Linked DNA regions of Mus musculus: region 2 is linked to region 1. A link is a loop called in an ENCODE intact Hi-C map of the cell type or tissue named here. Cell type or tissue: left cerebral cortex. All regions are shown on one strand. Links, peaks and the distances in the headings refer to the core of each region. The heading gives the core; the rest is flanking DNA. Region 1 holds the start of Cenpo (centromere protein O). Region 2 holds the start of Asxl2 (additional sex combs like 2, transcriptional regulator).

Evidence for each region. Hi-C counts contacts between places; a loop is a spot of excess contacts. Peaks named below come from ENCODE experiments on the same cell type or tissue, not always from the same donor. Only the 100,000 strongest peaks of a DNase experiment are listed, where the experiment ranks them.
Region 2: a loop joins it to region 1, with 10 times the contacts of the local background. A loop is called at or near these places in 2 of 42 quality-filtered maps.

What each region holds. Positions count from the first base shown.
Region 1 is chr12:4,229,097-4,239,330 of GRCm38, reverse strand. It overlaps Cenpo (centromere protein O), which reads left to right and starts at 5,366. Exons shown (of 7, transcript NM_134046.6): 1 at 5,366-5,579; 2 at 5,674-5,800; 3 at 7,649-7,815. The coding sequence starts at 5,755. Ptrhd1 (peptidyl-tRNA hydrolase domain containing 1) reads right to left here and starts at 5,318. Exons shown (of 2, transcript NM_001204912.2): 1 at 5,053-5,318; 2 at 1-2,968. The coding sequence starts at 5,304. The coding sequence ends at 2,798. It also overlaps the pseudogene Gm29696. In left cerebral cortex, for the core only: a CTCF peak has its summit at 5,376; DNase peaks (open chromatin) are centred at 5,044 and 5,280; H3K4me3 peaks cover 1,660 bases; H3K27ac peaks cover 1,232 bases.
Region 2 is chr12:3,419,665-3,430,099 of GRCm38, reverse strand. It overlaps Asxl2 (additional sex combs like 2, transcriptional regulator), which reads right to left and starts at 3,243. Exons shown (of 13, transcript NM_001270988.1): 1 at 2,888-3,243. The coding sequence starts at 2,944. It overlaps 1110002L01Rik (RIKEN cDNA 1110002L01 gene), which reads left to right and starts at 3,353. Exons shown (of 3, transcript NR_030694.1): 1 at 3,353-3,599. In left cerebral cortex, for the core only: CTCF peaks have their summits at 1,649 (motif pointing right), 3,984 (motif pointing left) and 6,436 (motif pointing right); DNase peaks (open chromatin) are centred at 2,454, 3,340, 3,924, 4,301 and 1 more place; H3K4me3 peaks cover 3,069 bases; H3K27ac peaks cover 2,011 bases.

The DNA of each region.
Region 1 (10,234 bases), core at 2,235-10,234:
AGAGTGGGGAAACCAGCATCATACTGAATTAGAAGTTAAATTAATTTCATGTTAAAATGCGGGGGAAAAAGGGGCCGTATAAGACCTAGTGTTTGTCCTGTGACACAGCAGATACGGCCCAAGAGAACAAAGTGGTGTGCTGGATCAACCAAGAGAAAGAACTGTGGTGGTGACCCCCTTTAACCCCAGCACTCGGGAGGCAGGCAGGTGCATCTCTGTAAGTTCAAGGCCAGCCTGGTCTTCAGAGCTAATTCTAGGACAGCCAAGGCTACACGTAGAATCCCTGTCTTGAAAGAAAGAAAAAGAAAAAGAGGGGGTGGGGGGGGGGACAATCTGTGGTTCCACTTAGAAAGCCAGGGTCCTGCAAGCCATGCCCAGCACTCAGAGAAGTCCAGACTAATGAGTGTCAGGAGGCCTCCGCTGTGTAAACTGGTTGGTGGGCACCTCTACCATGATTTGTCAGTGCTCATAGTGATCAAGGGAAAAGAATCAAGAGGCCTTAGTATTGGAAGCACTCCAGCATAATTTACCTAGGAAAGCAAGGATCAGAGTCCTTTTCTAGGATAAATGATTTTAAAAAAAGATAGTGAGGTCCTCAACGCTACACCACTGACATTTTCCACCAACCTGAAAGCAGTGTTTTTTCTCACTCACCCAAGGACAATCTGCACACTCGCTCAGGCCTCAGTTAGCCACATCACTCCTATGTCAGAGCCCAGGGAAGTTGCAGACCCTGGACAGAGCATTCTAGAAGCCAGTGCGTGTGAGCACATTCAGGTCACGGGGTTTGAGATTATGGGTTCGAAGTGGTTGCTTCTTTCCTTCTACCAATGGGACATCCATCTTTGGTGGCTTGAAGGTTGCTGGATCTTCACCTACTTGTGTGGCCTGGGCATGCATCACCTCCACAGGAGAGGGTCTTGGGGCACCTTTGTAAACCTGAATAGCAAAACCAGAATCAGATTTCTGCAGGGGTCGTGGTCCAAAGAGGCTCCATTTGTCTGCCGAGTTCCTATCATTTCCACTCCCAGGATCCATGGTATTCAGATCAAGTAAGGCTGTGGAGGAGCCAGATGGGAACCAGCCTCTGGACTTTTGCTTAGGGGACGTGTGAGGGGTGCTGCTCAGGGTGGACTGGGCTGATGCAGGGTGCTTCTCTTCTTTTGCTGTCTCTCCACTCTGCAGCTTTAGTTTACGGAGTGCTTCTGCCACTCGAAGGTACTTGGTCTCCTCCGTGGTAAGGCCCTTATGGGGTGTGTAGCCAGCATCTCTCAGTCCTGCCTGTTGTTCAAAATGCTGGATGCTCTCCTGGGTCTGCTCTGTGATCAGGGAACTCATGATGACATGGGTAGCTTTAGCCTTCACCACAGGGGCCTTGTCTGAACTGTCAGTGGCTGGTGATGGAGTCACAGCAAGGGAAGAGACACTGGCCGCACCCTCCTCTATCTTGTCAAGATGCTGATACTTGCGCTCTGGAATCACTGGCTTCCAGGGGATGCTGCCAATTCCGATGGAGGAGGAGTCATGGGCGCAGGGTCCTCTAGGGCATCATCATAGCTGAATGCCCAACGGCACATCCCAATGGGCAGGGACATCTTGCCTAGAGGCCTGCTGGGAGCAAGAGCACAGTGAAATGAATCCGGACTATGCGGACAGACAGATGTTAATGAGGAGCATGGCCCAGCTTCTGCAAATTATCGAAGCTTCTGAGGAAGGATCCATCCAGAGGCTCTGCTTGCCCGCCGCCTGCGGCCCGACTTCCCGCACTAAAGAGGCTCCGAGGCTCCAGATGGCCCAAGAGGCTGCTGGGCTGGACAGAGGTGAGCCATCATGAGAGCGTGACAAACGCTCCCTGACCGGTAATGAACTGAGAGATGGGTTAACAGGTAAAAAAAAAAATTGTCACACTAACCTGATAACCTGAGTTTAATCCCCAAAACCTGTGTCAAAGTATGTAAAATGAATTATTTATCCTAGCTAGTCCCCAATAATGACACAGAGAAACCAAGATTTGTTTCCAAACTTCACCTGGGGCAGTCAAATGATCTGTCTGAACCCCCTAAGCTAATCTGGCTACCTCACAGCCAACATAGCAATAATACTTCTGGTTTTTGCTGAACTCTCAAGAACTCACTTCTCTTTCCCCGTGTCAGATCTACAACTCGCTTCCTCTCTCCCAGTCCCTTGGATGGTAGAAGTCCCACCCTTATTCTCTCTTCTGCCCAGCCACTGGATGGTCAGCATTCATTGAGAGAGAATAAATGGTAAGAATTATTGTACAAACTTGTCATGTACAGATGTTTAGGGAGGGGAGTAATTCTTGGCTGGAAGACTTTGTGAAGGTGATGTGTTAGGTGTCAGGAAAGAGGAAGAAAAGAAGCATTCTATTATGGCACCAGAGACTGGAGGCCAGTCATGGGACATCAAGGAAAGAAGAGGGAAATGGGGAGCAGAGAGAGGGAGGGGAGGTAAGGAACTCAAAGGCAACATTTTAAACCTGAGTGACCTGAAGTCCATTATTCCCAACAGAAAACATATTGTGTGTCAGCGATGACCCACAGATAATAGTGATGCTTATCCACTCTCCTCACTTGAACTTAGTGGCAATGATGATAATGATGATAGTAGTAGGTGCTTATTAATGAGAGCTTTAATTTGAATTTGTGCTGGTTCTTAAGAAACCACCATAACTAGAGGGGAAGAGTATAACAACATTGAAAGGAACCCACAATGCTTCAGGATGGTGGCCATTTGGCTCCCCAGACCCAGCTGACTTTCAGTTCTCCCAGAACTACAGTCACTTGAACAATCGGAACTTCTTCAAATACTGGCTCACTTCTTCCTTGGGGTATGGCCTCAGGGCTATGCATGTGGCAATGTTCTCCGGCTGCTCCAGCCACAGCGTGTGGTCAATGTTCTTCTGCTGCAGGGTCTCAGCCAGCTCCTTCAAGGTGGTCTCATCAGCAGCCTACAAGTTGCAGAACACACAACACAGACTGAATGACCCATTTAGGAAGTGTCAGAAGGTCACAAGAGTGGGGACGGGCTCTGTAACTGGAGCTGTGGCTCCACCAAAGAACTGTAGAGCAACAGTTGTGCCCATTGGTTTGCTATTTCCTTTTTTTAGGATCTTACAGAAGTGGCTAGGAAGGGGCTGAGAAGGAGGCTCGATACCCTGTTAATAAAATGCAATTCTCTTTTTTGTATTGAATTCTGCTATATAGTTTCTAGTTCCCTATGGCTGGCGCCTACTGCAGCTCACCTTCACCCTTAAGCTATCTGTGACTCAGCTGACCACTGGGAAGACTTCTAAAATTACATATACTTTCCTTCTCCCTCTCTCATCCCCTCAGGCCCAAGCCTAAGTTGATGCAGGACACATCTCTCAACTATTTGATATAAGAGGGCTCAGTCCACTGTGGGCAGTACCATCCCTAGGCAAATTGGCCTTAAGTGTATAAGTAAAATAGTTGAAGGTCAGGAGAGCCAGTAAACAGTGTTCCTCTGTGGTTTCTGCTTCAAGATTTCTGCCTTAAGTTCCTGCTTTGGCTTCTCTAGATGATTGATGTAACCTGTAAGGTGTAATAAATCCTTTCCTTCCCAAGTTGATTTTTTTTTGGCCATGGTATTTTTCTCAGCAACAAAAAGCAAACTAGAATATTATATTATGCATGCACACTGAGAATAACTTGTAAGATTTGTTTTTGTTTTTTTTTTCTTCCCATCAAGTGAGTCCAGGGATAGAACTAGGGTTGTCAGACTTGGTGGCATATGCCTTTACCCAATGAGCCATCTCACCAACCCTTTTCATCTACCCTATTATATGCTTTTTGGTCAGCAGAATAGGATCTAAGGCCAACAGGATCTTGACCTGGATACAAATACAACTTTTTTAAATTCCAGGAGATCTAGGAGAAGGCTTTCTGGTAAAGAATATCATATGGTCCTAACCCTTAAGAGTTAGTCCAGGAGCTGAGGAGATGCTCCGTGTCCAGAGGACCAGAGTTCAGTTCCTAGAACCCACAGTGGGATGTTCTCACTGCCTATAACTGCAGAAGAGCCTACATCCTACTCTGTCCTCCCATGTGCATACGTCCCACAGACACACACACCTACACGTCTGCACCCATGTGCATACGTCCCACAGACACACACACCTACACGTCTGCACCCATGTGCATATGTCCCACAGACACACACACCTACACAGAATTTAAGTAGATCTTTAAAAAAGGGTTAATCAAATGCGTATGTAAATCACCAAGATGGGAAAGGACCCCTCAGAAAGTTGAACACAGATGTAGGTTGGCACGTTGGTCCCTTTGGCCATTGTTCCTCCACTCTCACCCCTTTGCCAGTGTTTTCCTGGATAAAGATTTCTCTAGAGAAGCAGGTGCTATGTAAATGTCAGTTAGGAGACTTGAGACTCAGAGCTTCTGAAAAACATACTCCTTTTCCCCACTCACTGAGCATTTCTCCTTTTAAATAAACAGCCTCTATTTCTTACTAACAATATTAAGGCAGTGCTAATTTTAGGCCCAGCTTTTTTCTTTTTCTTTCTTTTTTTTTTTTTTTTTTTTTTTTTTTTTGAGACAGGGTTTCTCTGTATAGCCCTGGCTGTTCTGGAACTCACTTTGTAGCCCAGGCTGGCCTCGAACTCAGAAATCTGCCTGCCTCTGCCTCCCAAGTGCTGGGATTAAAGGCGTGCGCCACCTCGCCCGGCTAGGCCCAGTTTTAAAAGGCAGATTGGTGCACAGGCATAAGCGCCACGCTTTCCCCAGCTTCGTTCCCAGGGATCTAAGGGACACTGGAACAACCAATTTCTGGTGAACGCTGTGATAGCAGGGTCTGCGTCGGTTCTTCACAGTCATGCTCTGCCAAAGGGAAGGTTCACTGCGTAGCGCAGACCATTCCCAAACTCTTAGTGATCCCTCCTACAATCATGCCACACGTACTTCCGGAAGCTAAGGGTTGGGCCCAAGAGCAGATCTACTTCCGGCCTCGGCACCCCACCCCCGTTTAGGGTCCCTCCGGATACTCCCCACGCCTCACCTCGAGAACCACCTTGCGCATGCGCCCCAGCTCCCGGAGATAAGCTGCCGTGTGCGGATGGTCTCGATGAAGGTGCAAGGCTGCTGTGGCGGCGTGACAAGCCTGCGCTACCAGTGCGCCGGTGGGCCAGGAAAAGGGAGCCTGAGATAGATCCTTTCGTAATACTAAGTACTGTACAAGGATCTGTGGCTCCACCCCAGAGCATGCCATCTTCCTGATCATCAGACTGGCCGGACGTACCTTGCGGTGCATGCTGGGATTAGTGTGGAGCTGCTGGGCGCCACCATGTTCGTGTACGGCGGAAGCACAAAGCACTCTGGGATCAGTGGGTTACGTTGTTACTTCAGTTGCTCTCGGCGGGAATTCTTAAACTGCATCCTGAGTGAGGGAGCTTTGGCGAGAAAGCAAGACCCAGTGGTAGACAGATTAGCATTACTGTACAGCTTCTTTGGGTGTTCGAGGAAGCCCGGCTGGACCATAGTGGCCACGGCGGTGAGGTAGGCGTGGACAGGGCTGACCAGTCCAAGGTAAGGGACGCCAGCGGGGACACTTTGCTTATCCCGGGACTGTCAGGCAATAGTGGCAATAGATTGGTGATTGCGTGTCTTTTACTATTTACAGTTAAGGACGTTCGGGTCCATGTTAACCCTGCCTTGTACGTCCAGCATCGTAAGAAAAAACACTTGAGAACCCGAAGAGGAGATGGAGTCTGCAAATACTTTGTGTCCAGGCAGGAAGTGCAAAGGAGGTATTCAAAGGGGTTTGGCTTTCTCTGTACCACAGTGTTTCCAGACTTTATTGCAAAGGAAGGGACACTGTAAGGCAGTAACTTTGGCGATTAGATATGGATTTGATTCAGGGCTCTATCTTAGGAAATTTTGTGGCTTGGACACATTATAGTTCTGCCTCATTTTCTTTCTCCTTTAAACAAAACTTAATGTGAAAGCATCATGTGGGTTGAAATTGTTACTAAAAACTAAAAGTTTGATGACTTAATTGTTAAAAATATGTTGCAATCAAGTATAATCCATACCCTAGAACTAAATTACTATGTAATCCCAAATTTGCCAGTAACTTGCCCTTCTGTGTGTCAGCACACCTGGCTAAACAAGTGACGAGTGAAAGTTTGTGAATAATCATCAAACTTCGACAGGTCAATTATTCTCCAGTTCCCTTGTCATCTCCAATCCAAAAGATTGAAACATTTAGTTATGATTATGTTGGTTTTCTCTCTCTGCTTGGCAATTACCACTGCTTATCGTGTGAACTTGGAGAGGAACTAAATACAGCAGAGAGAAGGAACTGCTGTGCTCAGGCTCCAGAGGAAATAAAAGAAGTCAGGAGTCAGTAACGGGAAGAAAAGCAAGTGAAGGGCCAACATGCTGCCTACTGTGGCTCTCTCTTGATCTTATGCAAGTTGGTTTGTTTGTTTTTTAAAGGAGCTATACACTAGTAATTTGATGTCTAGCCTTGGCTGGATAGATGAATGAGCCAGGTCTGGGCTGTCCCAAGACAAATGAAGAAAGGATTTTTGTGAATGTATATTCTTGTGAACCCTGCAAAGTAAATATTGGATCTGCTTAAGGAAACTAGTTACATGAGGTGAAGCATTGGACTTCTCTAGGGAGGTTTCATCTGGGTTGTGGGAAAGCATGGAGAATCGGCCTTTCCCACCATAGATTTGTGCTTCTGTGATAAGCAGGCTTAGATGAAATGCTGCTGCCCACAAAGCAAGCAGTAGACAAATCAGGAGTCTCTTGTTCTTTTCAAGTGAGCGTACTAATTAGTGGGTGTTTTTACACCAGTGGCCAGCAGAGAGGTTAATGGTCTCTGGTTTGGTTATTTGGGCCTATGGCTTTATAAATTTATGGCAGACCAGTTGTGATGGTACATGTCTTTGATCCCAGCACTCTGGGTGGAAGCAGGTGGATCTCTGTGAGTTCAAGGACAGCCTGATCTACATAGTGAATTCTGGGCCAGTCGTGTAGGAAAGACCCTGTCTCAATAAACAGATAAATAAATAAATATGCCCTAGATATATGAGTTATCTATTGTGACGACTGTTTTTGGTTGTCAACTTGATGCAACCTGTGAAGAGGGAACCTCAATTGTTAAGGAATTAACTCATCAGATTGGTCTATGGGCAGTTTCTTTAGGGCGTTTTTTTTTTTTTTTTTATTGCTTCTTAATTGGAAGAGCACCTAACCCATTGCGGCAGGTGGTCCTCGGTGGTATATGAAAGCTAACTGAGCAGTAGCAGGAAGCTAATAAGCTTGTTGCTCTATGGTCTCTGCTTCAGTTCCTGCCCTGAGTTCTTGCCACCCCTGGGCAGGTAGGTGGTCCTGGGATGTATAAAAAACAAACTGAGCAAGCCAGCAAGCATCGTTCCTCCATCTGCTTTAGTTCCGGCTTCACACTTCTGCCCTGACTCCTCTCATGGCAGACTGTAACCTGTAAGATGAAATGGGCCCTTCCTCCCTGAGTTGCTGCTTTGGTCAGCGTTTAGCACAGCAAACTGTTCCTTCGTGGAGTATGCTTTGCCAAAGTTTGTCAGATTGTGAAGGGTGTTTTGTTTGTCTGTTTTCACTTTCTTTAGGTGTTTTAGCTCACCTGGAAAGACTAGAGGCTCAAACGAACATATCGAATAGAAAGTCTGAAGAACCAGCAGTTCGTAAAAAGGAAAGTTCTCTTAGAACCAAGATTCGAGAACTGCGGCAACAACGAGATAAGCTGAGGGCAGAAGTGAAGCAGTGGGGAGCCAGAGTGAGTAGAGAGGCGGTGTTGGCTCTTCAGGGGTGAGAAGAGCAGCTGCGAGCGGGGAGCCTTAGGCTCGGTAAGCCTGCATCACCTGCATCCATGCTTACCTTGAGATCATGCTGAATTGATTTCAAGTCTTTGAGTCATCAAATAATCAGACGTGCAAAGATGTAGCTAAGAGTATCAACTACTAGACAGGCAGTGGTGGCGCACGCCTTTGATCCCAGCACTGGAGAGACAGGCAGGTGGATCTCTGTGGGTTTGAGGCCAGCCTCATCTACAAAGTGAGTCCAGGAGAGCCAGGGCTATACAGTGAAACTCTGTCTCAAACAAAACAAAACAAAACCAAAAAAACCTATCAACTACTAATTGTCAGGTGGTGATGAGGAGGCAGGCAAGTTCTTGGTGTTCTTTGTAACAGACTCCTCGGCCTTCTCTCATAAACTCCTGAGCCTGGTACCTCAACCTCATCAGATCTGAGCCTTTTGTAATTTTACCATTGGTGCCAATGTTCTGTTACCCAGTCTCAGAATTTCATGGCACACATTGGCCAGTCCTTTGTTCTGGTTTCCTTCACAGTTACTGAGGCTCAGTTAGCAGATCTCTCAGGTGTTCCTTCCTGTTGTCTTTGGACCTAGTGTCTCTTTGCTGTGTACTAAGCGTTCCCAACAGCGGTGGGAAGTACTTACTGGCTGCTTTGGATATGAGGATAATTACAGTAATTTAATATTTCCATTTTTCCACAAACCCTTCAGGGCCGATTACATGTTACAAAATGTACCGTTCTTTCCCTGACCAAAGGCAGTCAGTAATCACTCACGTGATGCCATCATTTACCCATAGAGCCAGCCTTCCTGCCTTCTCCTTCCCTTCCCTCACACTCTTCCTCTTTTCTTTAATTTGTTTTTTTATTGAAGTCAAATATGTAATGTGAAAAAGCTAGTGAATGTCTTAAGGGAATACAACCAAATGAAAACCACAGGCTATTACCCGAACCCAGGGTTGTCGGTTTGCCTCCTGGAAATCATGCCCTTCAGTGTAGCCACTGACCCAGTTTCTGTTATCAAGAATGGTTTTTATCTGTTTTTTGAGCATTGTTTTAAATCTTGTTACTTAGCCAGGCTTGAGGTCACTCTAACCCAAGCTGGCACAGACCTTGCAGTCAGTCTTCCTGCTGTTTTGGCCTCAGAGTGAGTGTCCTCACACCCTGAACTTCGTGCAGCTGTAGAGTGTCAGCCCTTCTGTCCGACTTGTTGTGCTGAGAGCTACAGTCTGTACACACACATCCCCACCACCATCGATGCTCAGCAGTTGTGGTTTATGACCTGTCGTTGACAATGCCACGTGGGATATTTGGGTTATTTTACTTTGGAACCATTATAAGGATTCTGCTGTGATACTCTTCTTGCTATCATTATGTGTGAAAACTCAACACTTTTCTATTAGGTACAAGCCTTCATTAAAGTTCTAGGACATGGAGCCTGCATGTTAACATTACTAAAGTGCGTGTGCCCATCTTCTGTTCCCAGCAGTAGCTATTGAACAGTTCCCATTGTTTTTGCGCAGTCCGTTTTAACAGTTTGTCATTATGGTAGTTCTTATTATGGTAGGCTTCATTTGTATTTGACTTTTTTCTTGTCATCTTTTTTTTTTTTTTTCCATTTTTTGAGACAGGGTTTCTCTGTGTATCCCAGGATGTCCTGTAACTCACTCTGTAGACCAGGGTGGCCTTGAACTCAGAAATCCCCCTGTCTCTGCCTCCCAAGTGCTGGGATTAAAGCTGTTTGCCACCACTTTGTCATCCTCTTAAAACAGTGAAGTATAAGCTGTTTTTATAATGTTGCATAGTATTTACACAATTTTATTAAGTGTTGTTCATAATCTAGAGAGAATTTAAAGTGTACAAGAGTGAAGGTTATATGCCAGTCTCTGGCCTTTTAGGCAAGGAACTTGAGCATCCATAGATTTGGGTATCCAGAGTGGATCCTAGAATCAATCTCCCTTCAGATGTGTTAGAATCTTGAGAATTTCAAGTATTTTTTCCAAGACCTTTGAAATAAATGTATGTATGTATGTAAGTATGTGTGTATGTATGTATGTGATCAGTTAGGAATTTTTTCTTTACATATTTAGGGTTTGAATTCTTTCCTTTAGACTATGATTTGTCTTCCATCTCTGCAAATGGAAATCAGTTTTGAAACTTAGCACTGTGTTTCTGTTTCATAAATCTTGACCTGACACCATAATGGCGATATTTGTGTAATTTTACGCTTTGTCTTTCAGAGATAGTCTTTCTAGAATAGATTACTGTGTGTGCTGTCTCATTGTATGGTATTGGTTGTTTCCAGATTGTTTGGTTCCATTGGTCTGTTAAACAGCGCCCTTATTTTTTGAGGGCAAGAATTTCAGGCTGTGATGTGTGTGG
Region 2 (10,435 bases), core at 781-8,780, 810 kb after region 1:
CAAGCTGGCCAGCTACTCATGCAAAGCAACTGGCAAGTTTCCATTTTAGTGACAGATCTTGCCTCAGTAAATAAAGAGCAACTGAGAAAAGCACCTAATGTCATCCTCTGACTCCCACACACAGATGTAGACACACATAGACATCCCTACTCACAAAAAGAGGCATAAAAGTAAAACAAATGAGTTTTTATAAATGGGGAAGTGGGGCCCTTGGTGAGATAAAGTATCTTTCTGTACAAGTGCTCTTAACCACTAAGCCAGCTCCCCAGCCTACTTTCTGTCTTTTAAACACTATTTTTCACAAAGGTAGCTGGGGCACAAAATAAGCAAATATTATCATTGTAAGAACTCTAACTGGTGCAAAATTATTCTTCCTATTTGTCACAATTTCCTAACCATTAAACTATTTAATCCAAAAAGAATAATTCACAAGGTACTGTAGAGATTGTAGTACATACTTATAATCCAGTTTAAGGCCAGTCTGGTCTACATAAAGGGTTCTTAACTAGTAAGGGTTACAGAAGGAGTCCATCTTACAAAGACAGAGACTGCTGAGATGCCTGTAATCTTAATACTTTGAATGCTAAGGCCTGCCTAGGCTGCAAAGTGAAACCTGGTCTCAAAAATTAAAGCCTAATAAATAAATAATGACATCATGGACACTTAAAATTAATTCACATAATTAGTTTGGGGTTTTGCATATTTTAACTAAAATCAAATCTCTTTCTTTTATTAACAGTAAGCAATCATGAGATGTCCCTAATGTAGAAAGTAAACTTCTGTAGAAGAGAAACTCCTCACCAGCAAAAAAATTTATAGAGTTGTCCCTTAGAGGAAACTACCAGTACAGTCACAAAGACATATTCTAAGTGGGCTGGGGGTGTAGTTCAAGTGGTAGAGTATTTTGCCTAGAGTGCATAATGCTCTAGGCTCTATCCTCAGAATCCCATAAAACTGGGCATGGTGGTACATGTCTACAATCCCAGCACCCAAGGGGGCAAAGGCAGGAAGATTGCTGCAAACTTTAGGCCATCATTTATTATGTGAGATGCTATCCTCAAACAAACAAACAAATGTATATAGGGAAAACATTCAACAAAAAAAGTACGTGGCTTATAAAAACAAAATACAGGTTGAATAAACAATATAATTCAAATTTGGGGAAACAAGACTAGGCGATAAAAGAATGAACGGACTGAGTTATTTTCTTCATACTTTTCTAAATTTCTCCATGATGAACATTACTTTTGAATTCTGTAAGTCTCATTTAAAAAATAAACAAGGAGTCAGTCAGTGGTGGTTCATACTTTTAATCCCAGGACTTGGGAGGCAGAGGCAGGGGGATCTCTGAGGTCAAGCCCAGCCTGGTCTATAGCGTTTCAAGGCAGAGAAACCCTTTTTCAAAAAATAAATTAATAAACAAACAATCCAGGATTTTCGAGATTACTCAGTGGGTAACTGCGCTGGCCAGCAAGCCTGATAACCTGAGTTCGATCCTAAGAACCTACATCAACTCCTACAAGTTGTCCTATCACCTCTACATGCGTGCTCCATAGCCACGTACACACTCCATACATACATACACATACACATACACACCTTTTTAAAATTAATTAATTTAATGTATGCAAATACACTGTTGCTATCTTCAGACACACCAGAAGAGGGCATCCGATCCCATTACAGATGGTTGTGAGCCACCATGTGGTTGCTGGGAATTGAACTCAAGACCTCTGGAAGAGCAGTCAATGCTCTTAACCACTGAGCCATCTCTCCAGCCCCCACACACATCTTTTTAAAGAGAAAATAAAACGTATAATTCATAAAGGTTCAGTTATTAGAACCCACTATGTTGTCCACTATTAAAGAGGTTGAAATGCTACTAATGCTTGATGAAACTTCAATTTCTCCTTAAGGTTTCTTTTCTTCGTAAATACACGTTTTAAATTTTTCAAAACAATGTTTCTCACAAATACTCATTGCTAAATGACTTTTAAATTCCATATAACAAAATTGGAGTGAGGGGCACTAATCACAACTTCATTGGTCCGGTCCACTTTCACTTTAACTTAAAAAAGAAGAAAAGAAATGAAAAGAAAAGAAAAGAAAAGAAAAGAAAAGAAAAGAAAAGAAAAGAAAAGAAAAGAAAAGAAAAGAGGAGGGGAGGGGAGGAGAGAAAAGGAAAGGAAAGGAAAGGAAAGGAAAAAGGAAAGGAGAAAAAGAAAGCCAATAAACTACACGTCCCACCATGCATTGCAGCCTTACTCAGAGTAGGTCTCTACGGAAACAGAAAAAAAAATTCTGAGTCCCACCTGTTACTTCGTTTCTAAACACCTCCTGCACTTTCAGCTCTCACAGCAAACACAAAAGCCTCGTGACCTCACATTGGCTCCCGGAGCAAGATAAGCGGGGGCCCCGGTCTGGCAGCACCTCTGCCTCGACAGGAGAACGCCACCGAGCTCAAGCGCTCCCCTCTCCTTTCCGGGGCTGGAAGCACGCACAAACCGCCTCCTGTCTGCATCCAATCGGGGCTCTCCGAGGCGCACAAGGGAGAAGAACCGGTTACTGGGCAAGCACAACACACAGGGCCGAGACAAGGGGTAACAGTGTAGGGGCGACAGCGACATGACCCCGAAAGGCAACCTCACAACACCGAGGAGGTCCAGTCGTAGCCACCGCGAGAAGTCGCAGTCGCGCGACGGATTCCTCGCGCCGACGCCTCGGTCTCCTCACGGCTCTCCAACGCGCCCGTAACTGCCGCTCTCTGCGCGCGCTTTCCTGATCCTCAACCCGGTCGCGGGGCCAAGTGACCTCCCTTGCCTTGCGACGGGTGGCCGGCGAGAAAACGAACTCCTGCCAGCCTTTCTCTCTGCTCCCTCCTCCTTACCGTCTTGGCGGCCTCCGCCCAGGTCCTGCCCTTCTTCCTACGGCCCTTTTCCCTCATGTCGGTTCTGACTGACTGGGAGGCTTCCGTGCCCCGGCTCCGGCTGCGTTCCCTCGCCTGCTGCGCCCTGCACTGCTTTTCCCGCGGTGCCAGGAAAGGTGGGAGAAAGGGGAAGTCGGACCCGAGAAGCAACTCAGCGAGCAAGCGGCCGCGGAGGCGCGCAGTGGCGGGGGTAGGGGGCTCTACGGGGTGGCCGGTCCTGCTGCCGCTGCCACTGCTACCGCCGCTGCCATATTGGGTTCTTACTGTACAAGCAGCTTCTGTGGTCACGTGACCCCTGCCGCGCGGCCGTCACTACTGTACGCTGCAGGCCGCGCGAACGAGCGCGCACTTGCGCGCGCCCCCAGCCTCGGCGTCGGACCGGCAGGCTGCAGCAGTTAGCCACGCCCCTGCACTTCCGGTGTCTCCGCATCGAGCCCTTGCGCACGACGGAGGGCGGCCCATGGTCTGTGGGTCGGATGTCTGGCGGTCACACCCGCCGGGAAGATCTTCTGGCGGAAACAGAATCTGCTCCTTTCGGGAAAGGCTGATTGCGCGGTTACGTGCAGCGTGTGTTGAGGAGTGGCTCTGGAAACTTAAAGAGCCCGACGATCAAGTGATCTTGCCAACTACCGTTTTAATCAGCATGTTTTATTTTGTTGTGGTACAGGCTCAGGTAAGGCGGACCTTAAACTCCGAACTTCTGTCTCCCATTACTGGTAATTACAGGCATGCATCGTCTTGTCCTCAAGTTCATTTTTTACAAAGCTTATCTTTTTGAAGACGTACCGCGTGCAGTTCTTGTCTATTATTAATCTGATTAATAGATGAGACAGGTTAGATTGATTTACCAACTCTCTAGTATAGGATGTGAATATACCAAAAACTAAGTTGTTAGCTACCAAGCCTTGTCTCGCAAAGTAAATAGACCTTTTTTAGGCCAACAGAAACCACGTTTATGGCTCAGAGGATAAGTGCACTGACTATTCCGGAGGTTCTGAGTTTAATTCTCAGCAACCACATGGTGGCTCACAACCATGGGATCCGATGCCCTCTTCCGGTGTGTCAGCTACAGTGAAGACAGCTACAGTGTACTCATACATAAAATAAATATTTTTTAAAAAGGAGTTTAGAAATCGCATTGTGTTTTTACATGTGATTGGTATCATCAAAGAAGTATGTTTTATCTCCCTTGGCACAGAGCCTATATGTATCAGGAATCCGTTAAATATTTGTTGAATGGTTCAGCTATGTCTAGTCAAGAAACTATTCACTCTTCATAATGTCAGTAACACCCTCCTGAATATCCAGAACATTTTATCTCTGATTATCTGTTCTTGTAAACAACATAGAGGAGAATGCACAGCGGCTAGGGATGTGGCTCAATGCAAGCTCTCCGCCTCCCATGGGTACTGGGGATTGAGCCTGCAGGCTAGCATAAGCCTTCTACCACTCAGCTGTACTCCAGCCATTCTGTTGTTTTTACATAGGCAGCGTCCCCCTAAATTATCCAGACTGTTCTTGAATTCGTTCTGTAGCTTAGGCAAGTGTACACGGATTTCTATCTTCATGCACACCAGAAGAGGGCATCAGATCTCATTACAGATGGTTGTGAGTCACCATGTGGTTGCTGGGAATTGAACTCAGGACCTCTGGAAGAGCAGTCTGTGCTTTTAACCGCTGAGCCATCTTTCCAGCCCCCAGCTTCGGCAAGTTTTGACCTTGCAATCCAAATTATTCAGCCTCCATAGTACCGGGGATTGCAGGCCTTCACCATGAAGGCACATCTCTAGTGATAACCTGTTGTCTAGAATGTAGGCGCTCCCTAGATGGGTTTCAGCAGTTCATAGAACTCCTTACTATTGGCAATATTTTCTCTGTCAAAATATTTTCTGTGTCATGGTGCATCCTTGTCATCTAAGCACTAAGAAGATTAGAAGCTTGGGTTATCCATAAGGTCTGCTACAGAGCAAGTTCCAGGCTGTCCTTCAGACACTGTCTCAAAAAAGAACCATCAACAGTGTGTGTGTGTGTGTCTGTGTGATAAATGTGGATTCCTTTTTTTGCTTTTTAAAAGGCCTCTCACCGGGCAGTGGTGGCTCACGCCTTTTAATTCCAGCACTTGGGAGGCAGAGGCAGATGGATTTCTGAGTCCGAGGCCAGCCTGGTCTACAGAGTGAGTTCCAGGGCTGCCAGGGCTAAACAGAGAAACCCTATCTCTAAAAAACAAACAGAAACAAAAACAAAACAAAACAGAGTCTCTCTTTATAGCCCCAGCTTTTCTGGAACTTTGTATGAAGACTAGGCTAGACTCAGACTCACAGAGATCACATGCCTCTGCCTCCTGAGTGTTGGAGCATCACACCCAGCCTACAATTAGATTTTTTTGAAAAAAAAAATTGATAACCTTTCCTCAATGTTTGGATTGTTGGTGTTCTCTGGGCATGGGGTTTTGTTTACCACCTGGGCTCCTAAGCTTCTTGCTCCCTCCTGGAGCAAATGTTGCAATTTGGAGGAAATATTGCAATTGGAAGGGATATGCTCTAGAGCAAGTGGCTGTATAGAACAAAACTAGACAGATTGGCCTTGGCCAGAATTCCCATATTCCCATCTGACTATTACACATGTGGGAACCTGGACATACCACTTCACCTTTCAGTTTTCTTTGCTAGGGTGTGTCTCTGTCTCTCTGTTTGCTAAGGTGTCTGTGTGATGAGAAACTAGAGCAGTGACTTTAAGCAGACTGGACTGGTGGCGGCTAAATGCTGCAGACCTGGAGGAAACAGGAAGGATGGTGGAGGAACTGGAGGTCAGCCAGAAGGATCTGGGGACAGCCTGTCTGTGTGACTCCTTAGTTAGCATGGGTTTGTCCATCCAGAAGTCCTCAGCCTCTCCTACCCCACCCCCCTGAGGAACTTCACCATTCATTCTGAAGTTGTCTGAAATGTTGTTCATAGTCCGAATGCTCCTCAGATCCCAGCAATATTTTTAAAGTTGTTTTTGTTGTATTAGAGATTGAATGGAGGGCCTTGCTCATACTAGGTAAATGCTCTGAACTATATCTCTACCAATAATAATAATAAATAGTTCTTCTATACTCACTATAGATTTGTTTATTTTAGTATAGAATAGAGTATTCAGGGCATGGGGAGGGGAGCTAAGAGGGTAGTAGAGGCAGAGAGGGGGGGAGAGGAGGAGGGAGGAGAAGAAGAAGAGGAAGAAGAAAAGAAATAGAGGCTGGCCAAGAACATGTGGAGAGAGGGGGAAGGGAATACGGAAGGGGGGGGGGAGAGGAAAAGCCCAAGAGGGCAAGAGGGAAGCAAGAGAACAAGAGAGTTCATTATAGATTTTTACATGGAGGGAGACACAGCCTAGACCTAAATAGGTTTAGATTCATCCTGATGTTATTATTCACTGATAGAACTTAAACAATTTTTTTTAAAGATTTATTTATTGCATGAGTACTCTGTTGCTGTCTTTAGACATACCAGAAGAGGGCATCAGATCTCATTACAGATGGTGTGAGCCACCATGTGGTTGCTGGGAATTGAACTCAGGACCTCTGGAAGAGCAAGCAGTCAGTGCTCTTAACCGCTGAGCCATCTCTCCAGCCCAGAACTTAAACAATTTTTAGAATATTTTTATTCTTTGAAATTTTCATTTAGCATATTTGGTCATATTCATCTCAACTTCTCCCCATAATTCCTCCCAGATCCACCACCACCTGCCTAAACTCCTCTAACTTCATATCTTTAATTTAAATCCATTGCCTCCAACATACACTGTCCATATAATTTTGGATGTGGGCCATCCATGAATTGTGGTGACACAGAAGCCACACCAAACAGAAAACTGATTCTTCCTCAGAGGCCACTAACTAACCATAGTTCTTCAGTTGGGATTAGAGGGTAATTTATTTAGATTTTTAAAGTCCTCGGTGATCTCTCTAAAGATGGACTGATTGATTCAATGAATATTCATTTTTATGTCAGGCATGCTATTTCAAGCTTGTCATCATATTCATGGAGGCAGAGACAGGAGAATTGCTATTAGGTCCATGCCAGCCTGGCCTACACAGTAAGTTTCTAAACAGTTTGGACTATATAACTAGACCTGTCTGCAAACAAACAAAACCACAAGGTTTATTTTTAGCAAGGTATGGTGATGAAGTTCTTGTGACTCAGGATGGCTTGGGCCCAGCATTTCAACGCCCTGTCCCAAGAAATACAACAAAACCAAACACAGAGGCACATGATTGTCATGTCAACACTAGGAAGGTTTCTGCTAGAAAAACAGAAAGGAATGGGCTAGAGAGATAGCTAGACTTAAAAGGACTTGTTGTTCTTCCAAAGGACTTGGGTTCCTAGTACTCTGTGATGGTTTGTATATGCTTGGGCCAGGAAGTGACACTATTAGGATGTGTGGCATATTTGGAGTAGGTGTGTCACTGTGGATGTGGACTTTAATACTCTAGTCCTAGGTCCCTAGAAGTCAGTCTTCTCACAGCAGCCTTCAGATAAAGATGTAGAACTCTCAACTGCACCATGCCTGTCTAAATGCTGTCATACTCTGCTTTGATGATAATGGACGGAACCTGTAAGCCAACCCCAATTAAATGTTGTCCTTATAAGAGTTGCCTTGGTCATGGTGTCTGTTCACAGCAGTAAAACCCTAAGATATATCCAGATCAGGTGGTTCTCAATTGCACAATTTCAATTCCAGCTCTAGAGCATCTGATGTTCTCTTCTGAACTCCAGAGGAAACTGTTTGTGTGTGTATAACCACACCAGGACATGTAGGTTGCTTTTGTTTTTTTTTGTTTTGTTTTGTTTTAAGATTTATTTATTTATTTATTTTCATGTATATGAGTACACACTGTAGCTGTACATATGGTTGTGAGCCTTCATATAGTTGTTGGGAATTGAATTTAGGACCTCTGCTCTCTCTAGGCAACCCTGCTCGCTCAGTCCCTGCTCGCTCGACCCAAAGATTTATTTATTATAGATAAGTACACTGTAGATGCACCAGAATAGGGCATCAGATCACATTATGGGTGGTTGTGAGCCACCCTGTGGTTGCTGGAATTTGAACTCAGGATCTTCGGAAGAGCAGTCAAGTGCTCTTACCAGCTGAGCTATCTTACCATCCCCCAACATGTGGATTTTTTATTTGTTTGACAGGGTCTCTGTATATAGCTCTGACTGGCCTGCAACTTACTATGTCTGGTCTCAAACTCACAAATAATCCACCTGCTTCTGCCTCTTGGGTTTAGAGGTATGTACCATCATCATACCAGGTTGAAATAATTTTTAAAAAAGAGTGCTTACTGGTTATTTGTGAAAGACTATGATTTAAATGTTAAGAATGGGGCTGGAGAGAAGGCTTAGTGGTTAAGAGCTCTGGCTGCTCTTCTAGAGGTCCTGAGTTCAATTCCCAGCAACCACATGGTGGCTCACAACCATCTGATGCCCCCTTCTGGTGTGTCTGAGCTACAGTGTACTCATAATAAATAAATAAATCTTTAAAAAAATGTTAAGAATGCAGAAATAGAGCAGATGCACAAGGCTCTGTAGTCATGAAACTTTATTTGAATGAGCATAGTGGAGGAGTTAAGGCAACATCAAAACTGATGTTGAAGAACCAGACTTGATGCTGTGTGCGGTAGGGTTGGGAGTTAAAAACCAGCTTCGGCCACATACCAAGTATGCATGAGACCACACTGAGCCACATAAGCCTCCCCCCCCCCCACCTCCTTAAAAATAAGGGCCGGAGAGATGGGTGGCCATTAAGAGCACTGACTGCACTTGCAAAGGATCCAAATTCAGTTCCCAGCACACCCACATGAAACCAACAGCTATCTGCAATTCCACTTGTAGGGGTTCTGATTTCCTCTACAAGCCTCTCTGGCTATCCACATACACGTGGAACACACATAGCATGTGTATTTCTTAGAGATTCTTAAAACCTCAGGTGGTGGTAGCACATACCTTTAATCTTATAACTCAGAGGCAGAGACAGGTCCGGGCCAGCCTGGTCTACAGATAGAGTTCCAGAACTGCCAGGACTATACAAGAGAAACCTTGCCTGGAAAAAAGACAAAACAAAAAGCCTACTAGTTAATATGCTAGTGTGTGACTGGGTGTGAGCACCCATAAGTCACAAAGAAAGCCACTGGAAATTTGACATTAAGTTGAAGCAGAAGACAGAGAAGACAAGGTACTAACCTTGTCAAGAGCAATACATGGGACATTCCAGCAGTTTTCAACCTATGGGTCACACCCCCTTTGGCAAACCTCTACTTCCAAATATACTTACATTACAATTCATAACACTAGCAAAAGGACAGCTATGAAGTAGCAACGAAAGTAATTTTATGGTTGGAGGCTACCACAGCATGAGGAACTGCATTAAGATGTTGAGAACTAACTGAGCTAAAGGGAAGGGGACATGTGAAGACACTGCCACAGCAGAAGTCCCTATGACCATGAAACAGGAAGGCATTTTTAAAAAAGAGTCGAGTGGAAAAGGATGTGGGAAGAGTGGAGAAGAAGTGCAGGCTTGGGGAACTTGACAAGATGGAGCTTGCAGAGAAAAGGGACTGTATGATGTAGTTGTCTTAGAGAACAGGAGAAAGCATACTGGGAGAAGTGTAGTAAGGTTGGTTGGCAGCCTAGAGAGCCATCCTAAGATGTGTGGTCTTGAATTTAAACTAGAATGTGCCCACATTACTTGAAGGGTAAATAAAATGAATGGAGGTTTCTGATTTAGATACTAAAAAGTTAACTAGCTATCATTAGAGGCAGAATATATTGGAATAAGGAAAATTAAGCCAATCTAGTCCCCTTTGATACTGTTGGCAACCTAGAGGAGAGATAAGTAATATACCATGTGGGGCTGGCAGGGTGGCTCAACAAGTACTGGTGCTGACCACCAAGTCTGTTAGCTTGTGTTGGATCCTAGAACCCATACAATTGGAGGAAAGAACTGATTCCTGTAAGTTGCCCTCTGATCATTTGCATACCATGGCATATGTGCATGCACACACACACACATACACACTTAATAAAATGTTACAATTAAAAATCTTTTAGTAATATACAGTATCTTCTAATTGTTGATTAAAGATTAAAAGTTTTTTGGTTTGGGGAGTTTTTTGTTCATTGTGTACTGGCTAGTTTTGTGTCAACTTGACACAGGCTGGAGTTATCACAGAGAAAGGAGCTTCAGTTGGGGAAGTGCCTCCATGAGATCTGGGAGAACTCACTCTGTAGACCAGGCTAACTTAGAAATCCGCCTGCCTCTGCCTCCCAAGTGCTGAGATTAAAGGCATGCACCACCATGGCCTGGCTAAGCCATTTTTTCAATTGGTGATCAAAATGGGGGTTGGGGGGTGGCTCATTGTGGGTGTTGCCATCCCTGGGTTGGTAGTCTTGGGTTCTATTAGAGAGCAAGCTGAGCAAGCCAGAGGAAGCAAGCCAGTAAGAAACATCCCTCCATAAACTGCATCAGCTC